2 separate regions of the Homo sapiens genome follow, and region 1 is linked to region 2. Evidence: chromatin contacts called from ENCODE Hi-C or POLR2A ChIA-PET data. All regions are on one chromosome and are shown on one strand. Each heading gives the region's core, a stretch centred on a gene start or an enhancer-like site at or near the end of the contact. The rest is flanking DNA. Distances are from core to core; before and after follow the strand shown. Region 1 overlaps ITGA9 (integrin subunit alpha 9). Region 2 overlaps ITGA9 (integrin subunit alpha 9).

Region 1 (2,700 bases), core at 80-2,579, 47 kb after region 2:
TAAAAAAAACACCCAAGATAGCAGAACTTGTCATTTCTAGTTTTTCCACAGGACCATAAAGCAAAATTGGTGCCGGGTTTGTATTTAAAGGGAAACCAAGAGGGTTTTTTTATCCTTCCATGGTTTCAAAATCTGGAAGGACAATTTGTACAGACCCTGAGATAGAAGGATTCCTCAGCTTTAATTTCATGAACGATTTGCCTTTCATTGATTCTTGAGGATATGAATGTTTTAGAAAGCAACAGTGTATGCCTTGATTTTAAGAGGCAATGAGCCTTTTCCTTCCTTCGTTTAGGCATGGGGCTGAATGGAGCTGAAATTCCTGCACTCTTATAACGTGCCACATGAAGGGCAGTTTTGGATTCTGGGAAAACAGCCCATTGAAACAGAATTGGGAGGGAGAAACCTCTTACACTCAGGTCATGGTATTTATATGAATACAAAAAAAAATTTAAATACTGTGCTAGGTGCTGGGGGTTATAAACATGAATTACATGATTAGGGCCTCTGGAAACTTGTGTGGGGCTATAGAAGGAACACCAGTTCAGAAATGTCACTCCTGTCATCCAGACAGGATGCTTCACCATAGGGGCAGAGACCTTCTGCTAAGTCATACCGCATATCAAGAAATATATTGCTAGGCCAGGCACGGTGGCTCACGCGTGTAATCCCAGCAGTTTGGGAGGCTGAGACGGGCAGATCACTTGAGATCAGGAATTAGAGACCAGCCTGGCAACACGGGGAAACCCCATCTCTACTAAAAACACAAAAATTAGCGGGGCATGGTGGTACGTGCCTGTAATCCTAGCTACTCAGGAGGCTGAGGCACGAGACTTGAACCCAGGAGGTAGAGGTTGCAGTTAGCCAAGATCGTGCCACTGCACTCCAGCTTGGGCGACAGAACAAGACTCATCTCAAAAAAAAAATGCATTGATCAAATCAGCTTAAAAATAGCCTTCTTGTTTGCTCTTCTTGGTGTGGGATTATTCAGTCCAATTCTTCTACTTTTTTTAGGCCTCAGCATGGGATTTGGTTGTCATATCAACCCTATAAACAGTGTTGAATCCATGTCAATAATTGTATTTTTTAAAAGCAAATATCACCAAGTCCAAGAAACTGATCCTCCTCTGAACATGATAGCTGGACTAGGCTAAGAATCCTATTTCCTGTTAGATCAGAAGTGAAGATTTTCTGGTACAGATTTGGGTGGGAGAAATGAGCTACCCTTCCCAAGGCCTTAGCACCTAGATGACATCCTCTCTGAAGTCACCCTCAGCCAGGAGCGGACACTGAGCTGCTATTTCTGAATCACATGTCCCCAAAGCTGCCCTGGCCTTGGTGACCATGGCACTGTAAGAGAAGCACAGCCAGCCCCAGCGTCCTTACTCTGACTCAGAGGAAAATGCAACTTGAGCTGGATTCATTGAAATCTTTTTTTTCCTGGCCTGAAGGAAATGAAGAAACATAGCCAAATATTCTAAAACAGGATTCAACAAACAGCCCATAGGCCAAATCCACCACTGCCTGTTTTTGTAAATAAAGTTTTATTGGAACACATCTATGCCCATTCCCTTATGTATTATCTATGGCTGCTTTTGCTCTACAACAGCAGAGTTGAGTAGTGTGACTGAGACCATATAGCCTACAAGCCCAAAACATATACTGTCTCACCCTTTTCAGAAAAAGTTGCCAGCCTTGTTCTAAAAGAAGTAGAGTAAGGATTTAGTGAGAAGCTGGAGAAAATATTTTCAAAGACAACTGTATTCTCCAGGGAAACCTGAGATGAAGACCAAGGTGAGGAAGGAGCCAGCAGAGAAATCGAGTCCATGAGGCTGAGGAGGCCACTGGATGTCCAGTCTTCAGCTCTCTGAAGCCTGAGACAGGAAACAGTTGTCTCCCGAGAGAAAGGTTTGAACCTCCTTTAACTAGGGAGGAATAAGAGATGATGGCTTCTTAGATCTGTTTACATTTGCTGGAAAAACTTCTTCCAGGGAAATAACTAGACAGGGCTTTGGCCAACTAGCAGGTGAAGTCTGGAGGGAGGTGGAAGAGACTGCTTCCAAGCTGGGTTCCGATTTGTCTGATTGAAGCAGCCAAGCTTGTGTTTGCCAGAGGACTTAGGAGGATGTGGATAAAATCAGGCTGAGGCCTTTTTTTAAAGGCCCAAGCTGGAGCTATTGGGATTGTTCCCTCAGAGGAAAATCAGGAGTTTGGGCCATTGGCTTCATGGAGAACCTGTACTTTGTACCAAGGAGAAGTCATTTCTACTTGGTTTTTGAAACTGCATTGTCATCTAGTATTCCAAGGCTTTAGTCTGTCCACCCTCCTGCTCCAGAGAGATGCCTTTCAGTTCCTTAGGAAACAAATTGGCCATTTGCCCAAAGAGACTAATCCAGGACTAGAACACAGGCACTGAGTTTCAACCTCAGGCTCCCCAGTGCGTGACTCAGGTCTCTTGATTCCATGGTGTATTGTTTTTTTACCTATTAAACAATTGCATTCCTAGCCTATGGAAGGTCTTACCTAAGCCAAGACTTTGGCAGGGATTGGATTGTGCAGCCCATTTTTGTTAATAGCATTGCCCAAGTTAGGGAAGGCCATTAGGTTGGCTGAGTATTCTGGTATTCTATTGCTGCATAACAAACTCTGAAATTTAGTAGCTTAAAATAACATTTATTTTGTTCATGAATTTGATTTCAT
Region 2 (2,700 bases), core at 73-2,572:
CACTAATCATGTGATCTTCGGTGATTTATTTTACACTTTGTGGCTTAATGTCTTTATCTGTAAAATGGGGCTAGGAAAATTTATCTCACTGGGTAGTCAGGATTACATAAGAGTAATAACATCTCATTCCCACTATACCATCCTGAGAGGGTAAATAATTCTGCCTATGACGCAGGTATAGAAATAAAAAAGACTATGAAAAGATTAAAAAGAGCTCAAATGAAGGGAAGATAATTCTAGGCAGAAGAAAGAGCATGTTCAAAGGCTGTGTGAGTGAAGAGGTGGGAGAGTGTGCTGAAAGGTGGGCAGAAGCCTCTCTGCCCTGGGGGAGGGGATGGTGCCAGGGAGCTCTAATTGTATTTTGCTGGCACTGGGGAGCCATGGAAATTTCTGTAGGAAGGGAGAGATTTATTTTATTCCACAAACATTTATTTGGCACCTATGATGTGCAAGGTATTCTTTAAGATGCTTGGGAGACAGTAGTGATTAATCAATGTCCAGTGGGAGAGTCAGGGGGGTCAGGAAGATCTTGGCACAGAATGAGGTCAGAGTGAGAGAGGTCAAGATTGGCTGGCCAGGGGTATTAGCCCTGAGATACACTGCTGCTCTATGGGATTTTGCCCCTCATTCACAAGCAGAGGGCCTACCCTTAGGCCCCAAGTGTGTCAAGCCCCCTCTGCTTACAAAACTTTATTTTTCACAACCAAAGGTGGTTCATAATGGTGGGCTGAGGAGGAAGCAACTGAAGTAGGGGAAGCTCAGAAGTCTCTGAGGGTCCTTCCCACCAGGAATCTCCCCACTTGAACCTAAGGCTGGGACACTTTGGCATGTGTGTTTTAAAGGATCCGTGGGTTTGTGGGGAGGGCTGCACCAGTGACCAGTTAAGCCCAGTGGGTGATGCCTTTCCTTTGTTACTTTTCATGCAGACATCTGGAAAGAATTTGTCAAGAATTATAATAAAGAATACCACGGAATGAAAGCAAATGTGGTGAGAAGCAGAGTTGCCTTAAGACTGAGAAGCCAGCAGGAATGGCTGCTGCTAAGAACCTCATTCTTATAGGAAGGATTCAGTTCTTTCCCTGAGCAACAGAAGTGCATAGGTGCACGGCATAGTGTGTCAGTTAGCATTTGCTGAGTAACAAACCTTCCTCAAATTTAATGGCTTAACACAACAGCCATTTATTATTGTGTATAAGTCTCTGGGTTAGCTGGATAGTTCTGCTGATCTGGGTGGGGCGTGGCTGATTTTGGCTGGGCTCACTCATGTGTTAGGGTTCAGCTTGCAGGCTGGCTGGAGGCTGGCTCAGTCAGATGTTTTAGAGTTGGCTGAGGTGACAGTGTGGCTGGGCCAATGCCTATCATCATCCAGCAGGCTGGCCTGGGCTTGTTTACATGGTTAGGAGGTTCTACAAGTGAGAGTGGAAGTAGGCAAGGCCTTTTGAGGCATGGGCTTCAGAAGTGGCATGATGTCATTTCTTACACATTCTCTTGGCCAAAGTAAGTTCAAGGGATGGGAAAATAGCCTCTTCCTGATGATGGGAGGAGCTACTGTATCATCTTTTCATGACACATATGTAGGGACAGGTAGAACATTGTGGTCATATGCAGTGGACTGAGCCCATGGGCTTTGGAGTCCCATGGGGCTCTCAAGCCATGATTCTTTACTTAACCTTCGTCTATAAAATGAAAACACTGATAGAATCTATCTCACAAGATCATTTTGAGGTAAATGCACATGTACCTAATGCATAGTAAATTCTCAGTAGAAAATAACATTTTATGTATTTTGCATGTTTCTCATAAACTGATTGTGCATTCTAATTATTTAGTTTGGAAAATGTAGTCTCTGTAGGTTTACCCTTCCCTGAGGCAGTAGGGGAGATCATCACCTCTGTAATGGTATAATATGAACTCAGGAGTTGAGATTCGTAAAGCAGTAAGGAATGCATAGTCAGCTATACTGGAAATTTGGGAAAGGGAAATGGACTATGTGGGAAAGCGGGACTCTTATCCTTGCAGAAGTCACTATGAAATGAGGCTTTCAGTAAACAGAAGATGGGCATTTCATCCTTTCTCATTACTGAGCCTTCCTCAAGACCTCCTTAACATCCTAACATTATAAATACAATAATTTTAGAAATTACTTAGTCAATAAAAAATAAGCACTTATTGTATACGAGACTCTGTTCTAGGAGCCAGAGATACAGAGGAATAAGGAATTAAGGTATTTCTCCCATATTCAAGGACTTCAGTTTCATTACCTGTCCAGAAAACTATGAGAACCACCCATCACCTCTGGTTATAGATTCTTAAGTGGGATGTCAAGCCCCTTCCCTAATGATCTCAGTTTAACCTGCTGTCCTATTCCTCTGTGGCCTATTCCTGTGCTACACTCGAGCCAAGGTGGCCTCTTCCCTAGCCCCACACATACTCTTTGTTTTTCCATTCTTCCAAGCAGGCCCGGAGAAGGAATGGGCTCCACGATGCAGGGCCCGCGGTAGAGAACAGCCAGGCAGAGCAGGGGGCCTGGCTGGATGTGGCCACCATCTGCAGGGGTTCAGCATTGAGATATGACACTGTCACCTCCATCTCAAGAAGCCCTTACGGATGCCTCCCTTCCCTTCATGACTCACTGTGATCTACAACTCCTCAGAGCCAGCCTTAAAGTGGTCTGTGGATCAGTCTCATCTCCCCACTGGA

Evidence for each region. Hi-C counts contacts between places; a loop is a spot of excess contacts on that map. ChIA-PET counts read pairs that join two places held with the same protein, here RNA polymerase II (POLR2A). Pooled maps may share reads with other maps.
Region 1: a loop to region 2 is called in a map of aorta, with 2.3 times the contacts of the local background. The contact joins two enhancer-like sites. A Hi-C loop is called at or near these places in 1 of 168 maps with a recorded cell type or tissue (aorta) and 4 of 50 pooled maps. POLR2A ChIA-PET finds 5 or more read pairs at or near these places in 1 of 52 experiments (MCF 10A).

What each region holds. Positions count from the first base shown.
Region 1 is chr3:37,644,647-37,647,346 of GRCh38, forward strand. All of the region lies in intron 16 of ITGA9 (integrin subunit alpha 9), which reads left to right. Among named protein-coding and RNA genes, the nearest start is that of ITGA9, 190 kb to the left of the region's middle. Within about 2 kb of position 1,330, at least 6 of the 41 ENCODE cell types and tissues checked have a DNase peak (open chromatin) inside an H3K27ac peak, as active enhancers do.
Region 2 is chr3:37,598,034-37,600,733 of GRCh38, forward strand. The region is part of intron 15 of ITGA9 (integrin subunit alpha 9); the gene reads left to right. Among named protein-coding and RNA genes, the nearest start is that of ITGA9, 150 kb to the left of the region's middle. Within about 2 kb of position 1,323, at least 2 of the 41 ENCODE cell types and tissues checked have a DNase peak (open chromatin) inside an H3K27ac peak, as active enhancers do.